Regions from separate parts of the Homo sapiens genome. Here region 2 is linked to region 1. The links are chromatin contacts, found by Hi-C in ENCODE. All regions are on one chromosome and are shown on one strand. Each heading gives the region's core, a stretch centred on a gene start or an enhancer-like site at or near the end of the contact. The rest is flanking DNA. Distances are from core to core; before and after follow the strand shown. Region 1 overlaps LPCAT1 (lysophosphatidylcholine acyltransferase 1). Region 2 has its middle 330 kb from the start of ICE1.

Region 1 (4,207 bases), core at 1,150-3,649:
TCGGACAGGAGGCTCGGGTCCTTCCCCGCCCTCCGAGACTGCATGTCAGCCAACGTTGGCCTGGCCTGCTGCCTGCTGGCACCACCCCTCCAGGGCCGTCTTTCCCTTGCTTTGTGGACCTAAACTCTTCCTGGCTTTTAAGCACGGAATATAAATAAAGCACACCTACCCGATGAGGAATACATCTAAACTAAAGATCCAAAACAGACCACAAAAAATTAAACTAAATCACAATATTTTCTTGTTTCATTTAAATTCCTAAAGCTGTGCTTTCACTGAAAGTATCTGCCATTAGCAAATGAAAATGTTGAGATATCATAAATACTTTGATAAATATTTTCAGTATCTTAAAAGTTACCACGCGTGTCCTATAACCACAGCTCTGACAACCCTTCCATGTGTTGTTAACATCTCTCATCATTCTGGAGGGGCTCCCTGAATCTTTTATTCAGAAACAGGAATATTAGTAGTTAATTGGAGGCTGCTGCCTGACTATAAGTAAAGTTTTACTGGAGCACGGGCACGCCCGCTGGCCTGCGTGATGTTCAGGGCTGCATTGGTGGGGAACCGGGCCAAGTGGTTGGGACAGAGGCCGTGTGGCTGTAGAGCCTAAAGCATTCACTGCCTGGCCTCCGAAAGGTGTAATGGGCACGCCCAGGCCCCTCCTTTCTCTGGAAGGTGTCTGATCTGTGGGCTGTATGTACAGCAAAGTTTTCACGGCCAAGAGGCTGATGGGAGCTGACATCTGCCTGAGCTTCGGTTCTCCTTGATACCCAGGGCCACACTCAGACATGCAGTTAGGTGCAGGGGGAAGACGGCCACTTAGGGTCCCGGGTTTGCCGCACCGTTGCGTGCAGACATGGTGCAGTCATAGGAGAGGGCAGCCTGGGCGTTGGGGGTCCCTCACTCTGGGCCCTGCTGAGTGGGTGGACGTTGAGCAGCTTGCTGGGTAGTGGTGACCTGGGGCAGCCTGGGTTCTTTAGGGGCAACAGGATCATCACGGGCTTTAGTTCTTCATTTAGCCTTTCTAGATTTTTAAAATTCTCTTATGCTTTATCTTGGTTTGTTTTTGAAACGTTTTAACCATAAAATAGGAATTGGGTATCAAATATATAACCAAGCAAAGTAAATCAAGGCCAAATCAAAGTCAGGCTTTCAGTTTTGCTGAGTTGAGAAGCCACAGCTAGAAAGTGGGGGTTCTGTAGTGTGAAGCAGGCTGCAGGTGACCTGGCTGAATGTGGTGCTGTGGGCAGCAATGGCTTCGTGGTGCTTTCCTGGCACCCTTTCTCTTTACTCCCCATGTCCTTGTTGGGCCGAGCTCCCCGCCTCCTCTGTTCTGTCTCAGGAGGCAGGAGCCCCGTGCGAGCACAGGCTCTCACTTTTCAAAATAGATGGCTTGGGGCAATTTTCCGTTTCCCCATGCTAACCCTGGTGGCTTTTCTTGTCTGTGAATAATTGACTTGGCTTCAACAGGCGATAAATGGACCACAACGGACTCTTATTCTAGCAGCTGTACTTCAGAGACGCTTTCATATGTACATCTCATGCACGTGTGAAGTGTCCCGTGACAGTGACACGTTGGGGTTTCTGTCACCTCTGCTTCATGAGATCTTTGGGCATCTGGGTCTGTGGAGACTCACTGTGTATCATTCTGTGTATGTGTGCAGAGAGGGTGTGTATGTGTGTACATATGCGCATGTGAGTGTGCATACATATGTATGTGCATGCACGGGAGTAGGTACACGTGCATAGGCATGTGGTTGCATTACTGTGTGTATGTGAGCCACCAGTGCAAGTATGTATATGAGTGTGTACATGTGTATATGTGTGTGCTGTGTACCTGTGTGTGTTGCATGTGTGTACATGTGAGTGCATGTATATATGTGTGGATGGATGTCTGTATCGTGTGCACATACATGTACGTGTATGACAGTATGTACATGTGTATGAGTGTTGTGTCTCTGTGTACATGTATGTGTGTATATGTGCAAGTGTACGTGTGTACAGGTGTCCACATATGTATGATGTATGTACATATGTGTATGAGAGTATATGTGTGTACATATGTATGAGTGTGTGTGTGCATGTGAGTATATATGAGAGCGATGTCTGTGTATGTGTGTGAATGTGTGCATGTGTGGGAGTATGCACGGATGCTTGTGGGCACTCAAGCTGCCCGTGCTGCCTGGCATTGAATCCCACCCCTGGAGCCCCTGGCGTCTCCTTCAGCAGCACTGATGAAAGCTCCCTTGGTGCACAGTCCTGGGCTTGGCTTGGTGCTTGAAGGGAAACAGAAGAGAGAACAAACCCTGAATTCTGAACTCCCCAAGGGGAAACCTAGTCACAAAAGCACCGTAGTTAGGGACGTAAGGGATCAGGAGGAAACTGAATTTGAAGTAGCAGATTCAGAGTGTACCGCTGAATAATAATTACGTAGTCGGTTTGGGACTTAAGTTGGCTCACGTTATGCACTGCTCTGCAGTTTTGAATAGATTGATGTTGAGTTAAAGCATTTTTGCTGAATGTAAGTTAGTGTCATTCAAACCTTCCTAAAATAAAAATCTTAGGCTTTCAGTGAAAGAATGACACAGTTTCGCAAAAGGCACTATTTTAGGTTACTTTCAACACACACAGTGTTGTAAAAACCGTAGCATCGTTTTGCAAAACCCGACCATCTGGCGCTGAATCCTTGACCACGGGCCAAGTCCTGAGCTGGGCCAGGTCCTCCAGGGGCTGCCCCTTGGCTGACCGGATGGTTCAGATGGATGGTGCCCTTTCCTGAATGCTCTGTGTGGGAACACCTGTTCCCAAGTTTGGGGATGCCATCCCCATGATGACTCTAGGTACTCCCCGTATGTTGGCCTGGAGGTTGGAGCTTGAACTTGAGCATCAAACCACTTTATCTGGTCTCCCAGAAGCCAGCAGCTCCTGCCACCTGCGTCTCAGCCTGGGGCTGCCCCTCCACACCTGCCAGCCCAACACAGCCCTCCCACCAGCCACCCAGGGGCCGTCCCTGACCCAGCTAAGCCAGTCCACGTGGATCACCAGACTTGCCTCCTTGAAGCCCCGCCAGACGTGGCCCCAGGGCCCCTTCCTTTGCCCTACCCCACCGGCCTGGCACCGTAGCCAGCACTCAGGCTGTGTACATGTGTATAGGTCCTCTCCAGGGCCGGCTCCACTCTGCCTCTTGCCTCTGCTCACAGCAGAACATTTGGAACCTGCAGAGCCGGGGCCTGCGCCTGCCCCTCACGCTTAGACGTGTGGGCTTCCCCCACCCACCTCCACATGCCAGCTGGCTTGAGGAGATGCAGGCCTCAGCGGCCTTCCTCCTTTTCCCCCTGCATGTTCTGGGAGATTTCCTCCTCCTCATTTCCCAGTCTTTCCTGTGAGTTGCTTGTCTCCACAGTGACAGTCTTGGTTTCTGAGAGTGTTTTCTTGTTCTTTGATGCTCCTCAGCGCCCTGTTCTTCCAGACTCTCTTGGCGAGCGTGGTGGATGTTTTGCACCCCTCTTCTGATGCCCACCCTTTCTGTCTCCTTGGGGTCAGTCCTCTGCTTCTCTGCCATGCAGCTGCTCTGCTCACACGTCTCAGGATTCTTGGGTGTCGTCCGTGTGAGGGCGGTAGGACGGAGTGGATTTCCTGGGGGTGCTGATGGAGATCCCCGCTCCTGTGTATGCAGATAGATCTGTCTCCTGATTCACATTCCCCTGGGAATGGGCTGCCCAGGCACCTGAGCACCCTGGGCTTGTGCTGGCTCCCTTTGCCTTGGGGTGAGTGGGTGCTGGGTCCCCAACCCCACAGCAAGCGGAGCTTTTCTCTGAGGCTGTCATCCACACCAGCAGTCCGGGTTTTCACATGTGGATAGTTTGGGTATAAAATTCCTCCAAGATCTTTAGAGAAGAGCTGAGGCTGCTTTTTCCCTGCCCCGACACCCAGTACAGTTCCCCTGAGCACCGTCTGTCCCTGCAATTCGATTTCGGGGCTGGCAGGTGTGTTCCTCTAAGGGCCGCCCGGGTTTTAATCCCTTTTTTCCTGCTGTCCTCTCTCCTGCCCCTGAACCTGCCCGAGACTGGCTCCTGTGCCCGCCGCAGCCTCCTCTGCAGCCTCGCTTCTCCCTCCGCCGCTGCCTTGTTTCTTCCATCTTAGGCATCAATTGCTGTCTTTTGGCTTTTGTTTTTGTACTTTTTTTTTTTTTTTGTGGAAAATA
Region 2 (4,207 bases), core at 878-3,377, 4.3 Mb before region 1:
GGCTCACTTACCATCGTGTGTCCCTGCAGCGACAGGGCTGAAGAGCTGATATGAACCGAGTTCTGAACTAGGCCTTAATGGGCCCCTGAAGCCTTAGTAGCACTGTAGTCTCCTTTCTCCAAGGAAGATGTGTCCCAAAGCCCCCAGTGAACACTGAAACCACAGGTTGCACCAAACCTTCTATGTACTATGTTTTCTCTTATATATGTACCTATGGTAAAGTTTAATTTATAAACTAGGCACAGAAAGAGTTAACAGCAATAACTAATAATACAACAATTATGATAATATGCCAGCATCACTACCTTTGCATTTTGGGGCCGTTCTTAAGTAAAACAAGGGTGACTTGAATATAAGGACTGTGATACCACAACAGTCAATCTGATAACTGAGATGGCTGCTATGTGACTACCAGGCAGGGAGTGTAGACAGTGTGGATCCACTGGACATAGGGAGGATTTTTGTCCTGGGCAGGATGAGAAGGATGGTGAGAGATTTCATCATGCTATTCAGAAAGAATTTAAAACTTATGATTGTTTATTTCTGGAATTTTTTATTTAATATTTCTGGGCCACCGTAGACCTATAAACAAAAAATAAAACTTTAAGGCCCCCAATCATCTGAGTGGACCTCTCCTCTTGGCCAAGGGCATTCCAGAGTTAACCTGAAAATCTAGTTCAGGCCATGATGGAAGAGGGGGTTGGACCTAACCTCATTCTACCCTTCCAGCATGAACATCAACACAGACTTTAAGTCTGATAAGAAACATGTACAACCTATTCTCTCTGAAGCCTGCTACCTGGAGGCTTCATCTGCATGATAAAACCTTGGTCTCCACAACCCCTTATCTTAACCCAGACATTCTGTTCTACTGATAATAACTCTTTCAACCAATTGCCAATTAAAATATGCTTACATCTATCTACGACCTGGAAGTCCCCCCTCCCACCTTCGAGTTGTCCCGCCCTTCCAGATCAAATCAGTGTAAATCTTACATGTATTGATTGATGTATTATGTCTCCCTAAAATGTATAAAAGCAAGCTGTACCCCAAACACCTTGGACACATGTTATCAGGACCTCCTGAGGCTGAGTCACTGGTGCGTCCTTAACCTTGGCAAAATAAACTTTCTAAATTGACTGAGATATGACTGAGTTATTTTGGGTTCACAGACCAAAGGTAACTGAAAACACAGAAGTGAAACTGCAAATAAGTGGGTGCTATTATATCTGTGTGCAGACAGGGAGGGGAAAATTAAGCACAGGTGAACATACACATGAAACAACTTGAGACAAGCCTGGAAACTAAAATTCCAAAGCACGTGAAGAAAGACAGTCCCAGTGATGGAAGTCTGAGCTCCACAAACTCACTAAAGAAAGCATTCATCCCAAAGAAAGTGCAAGTGAGAGAGCAGTCTTCCAAAAGAGAGAGTGGCATCCAAAGAGACAAAATAAGAGCAATAGAACAGAAAGCGAACACAAACCAAGTAGAAAGAGACTATTTAAAGAGCCAGTTAGAAAGTATAAAAAAATAAATTTCAACAGGGTAATTAATGTGTAATAAGAATAAGGTGTTAGGGAATTAAAATGTTGTGGTGGCAAATATCCAAGTCTCATGGCCCCAAGTATGTTACCAGTGGAAGGTATCCAAGTAACCGGCGGTGAGTCTGTAGAGCTCTGCAGCAACCTTAGTTCTTGCCTCCTCAAAAGAAAGAATTCAACTGAGGGGCATAAGGCAGAAGAGGAGACCGGGACAAGTTTCAGAGCAGGAGTGGAAGTTTATTTAAAAAGGCTTTAGAACAGGGAAGAAAACAAAGTACGCTTGGAAGAGTCCCAAGTGGGCACTGAGGTCAGGTGCAGTGTTTAACCTTGACCCCAGGACTTTGTAGGCTTGCCCCTTTCCCATGATTCTTCCCTCAGGGGGGGCATTATTTCCCAGATGCACGGTGTCCTCCTTAGCCTTGGGAAGTGAGCACAGGCAGTGTGTTTAAGAAGCTGTGCACATGCCGGTCTGAGGCTTTCTTCCCTTTTCCTGTGGAGTGCCCCGAGTGGGTCATACTCCGCCATTTTGTCTCTTCATGCACATGCCCAGGAAGTTACTTCTCCCAGGCGCCTGCATTCAATGAACACTTTACTGCAACAGCTGTGGGGTATCAGTAAATGGCCTCTCCCTGGCACACGCTGACAATTTATCACTTTTAGAGAGGCAAAGTGATCATTGTCGAACCATCACCTGACATTCCTAGTGGATGAGGGAGGGCCCTTTCCTGGCCTGCTCATGCTTGTCTAAATACCTGTAACAAAAGACAGCACCAGAGTACTCAACCTGAATTACAGAGAAATTTAGAACAAAGAAAACATAAAAATGATCGTAAAAGAGTAAGGATAAATTGAGAAGCTCCGACATTCACCTGGAGTTGGAGTTAGATGGAATGGTGAACAGGCAACATTTGAAGAGATAGTGGCTTAGAATATCCCTGAAGTAAAAAGAGACATAACTTCACAGGTGTTTCCTGGGTGTATGTGCAACAGGGTAAACTTTCAAAGTCTGTATCTAGTTACGTCATAATGAAACTGAAGAATATCAGGGGTAGAAAGAAACTTATAAAAGTTTCCAGGAGATAGAAAAAAAAACAGTTAACCCACAGAAGACTGATAATTTCTTAACTAAATATTAAAATTAACCGCTGCCTAGAAAAATCCATTAAAGGATTAAGTATATCAATTAAAAGATTTAGTTCATGCAGATAGCATAATTATTCATAATACAAATTGAAGCATCCCGTTCAAAAAAGGTAATTCCAGGCACAACCATAAACAAGAGTTTATGGTTATAATAAGAACCATAAACTCTTATCACTAGAGTATATCTTTGAGTTCTGTTCAACCTCTTCCTCTGTCTACACTTTAAAAGTCTGCAAATCTTTGGATTTGCACATGAATAACCCTCAGATCTGCCCTTTCAGTCCTGCTGCCTTTCTCCCCACGCAAATACCTGTGACCATCTCCTCCACTTCGATACTCAGCCCCACTCAAGGAACTCTTCAAGCAGTAGGATAACATCATGTGAGGTGCCTTTTTTTCTTATCTTGGTGAATGCTATCTGCACCCATTGCACAGTACTAACACACTATCTTATGATTTATCTACATGGTGCAGCAGTATGTTCCTTCAGTGTAAAGCAAAACATAATTTTTATCTGATATTGTATTTTGCAAGCAAAGCCTCAAATAGTTCATTAATTGTTAAATAATTATGTAGATGGCTTGAAGATCATTTTATAACGTGCACAAATGTTTTGCAAATTTTCCTTTATAAGTTTAAATGTTTTTTAATGATATTGGGAGGAATCAGTGGGCATTTCTGTCGGGCTGGGGACATTACAATTTTCCCAATGTAAAATAACAAAACGTAGTCTTCTGCTTTCGGAAAATTCAGAATTAGTTTAGATTTGTGTAATGAAAGTTACTTGGATTTGCAATGCAGTCATTATTGCAGTCACAACTGATTTTTCACCTTCTGGTTTAAGATCTTGTTATGCAACAATACAAGAAACTCATCTACAGAAAGCTCTGCAATGAAACCCGTATTGTAAGAGGGATTCGGTGACCCAACAGAGTGGGACTAGCACACCCGTTGCTTCGGGTCTGACCCTACCTGCCTCTTCATCTGTGCACCATTCCTCTCCCACCCCTAGGACCAGTTCATGCAACTTGAGTTTGTCTGATCAGTCATGATTTTAAGTAGGATGAGAGTTAGGTCCTGCATGTGAGGATTCAGTATTGAATTATACTTGCAGCTTGGACTAGCATGAGGGTTCTAGGTCCTTTGTTCCCTTGACAATGTTGAATTTTACCTGAGCCTTGTGATCCTGAACAATAGTGATAATTGAAGAAACCCTCCCACCCTCTTTTGTCCTGGGAAACAGTTTATTGCAAAGAATCACTCTTCTCTGTGTAACGTATACAAGACTCACAGTTGCTCCCCTGTATACCTACGGAAAAAACAGACACAGATCCTTCAAATTCCCATTCCTTGCCTCTTAAATAATGAGCTGAACTCTTTGCACTCACTCACCAATCTGAGGAAAATACCTGATCCACCAAACTTCTCTCCTTCTCCAAGGTCTCTATACTTCAATTTATCCTCCATCTGAACCAGCAGACAATCTCTCCTTAACCACCTCTCTCAGGAATCAGTTAGAGAAA

Evidence for each region. Hi-C counts contacts between places; a loop is a spot of excess contacts on that map. Pooled maps may share reads with other maps.
Region 2: a map with no recorded cell type shows a loop between it and region 1 (31-fold over the local background). The contact joins two enhancer-like sites. A Hi-C loop is called at or near these places in 8 of 37 single-sample maps with no recorded cell type and 4 of 50 pooled maps.

The regions. Positions count from the first base shown.
Region 1 is chr5:1,496,408-1,500,614 of GRCh38, reverse strand. All of the region lies in intron 2 of LPCAT1 (lysophosphatidylcholine acyltransferase 1), which reads left to right. Among named protein-coding and RNA genes, the nearest start is that of MIR6075, 12 kb to the left of the region's middle. RefSeq lists an enhancer at 1-365. Within about 2 kb of position 2,399, at least 6 of the 41 ENCODE cell types and tissues checked have a DNase peak (open chromatin) inside an H3K27ac peak, as active enhancers do.
Region 2 is chr5:5,750,016-5,754,222 of GRCh38, reverse strand. No RefSeq gene overlaps it. Among named protein-coding and RNA genes, the nearest start is that of ICE1, 330 kb to the right of the region's middle. RefSeq lists enhancers at 1,153-1,292, 1,443-1,502. Within about 2 kb of position 2,127, at least 3 of the 41 ENCODE cell types and tissues checked have a DNase peak (open chromatin) inside an H3K27ac peak, as active enhancers do.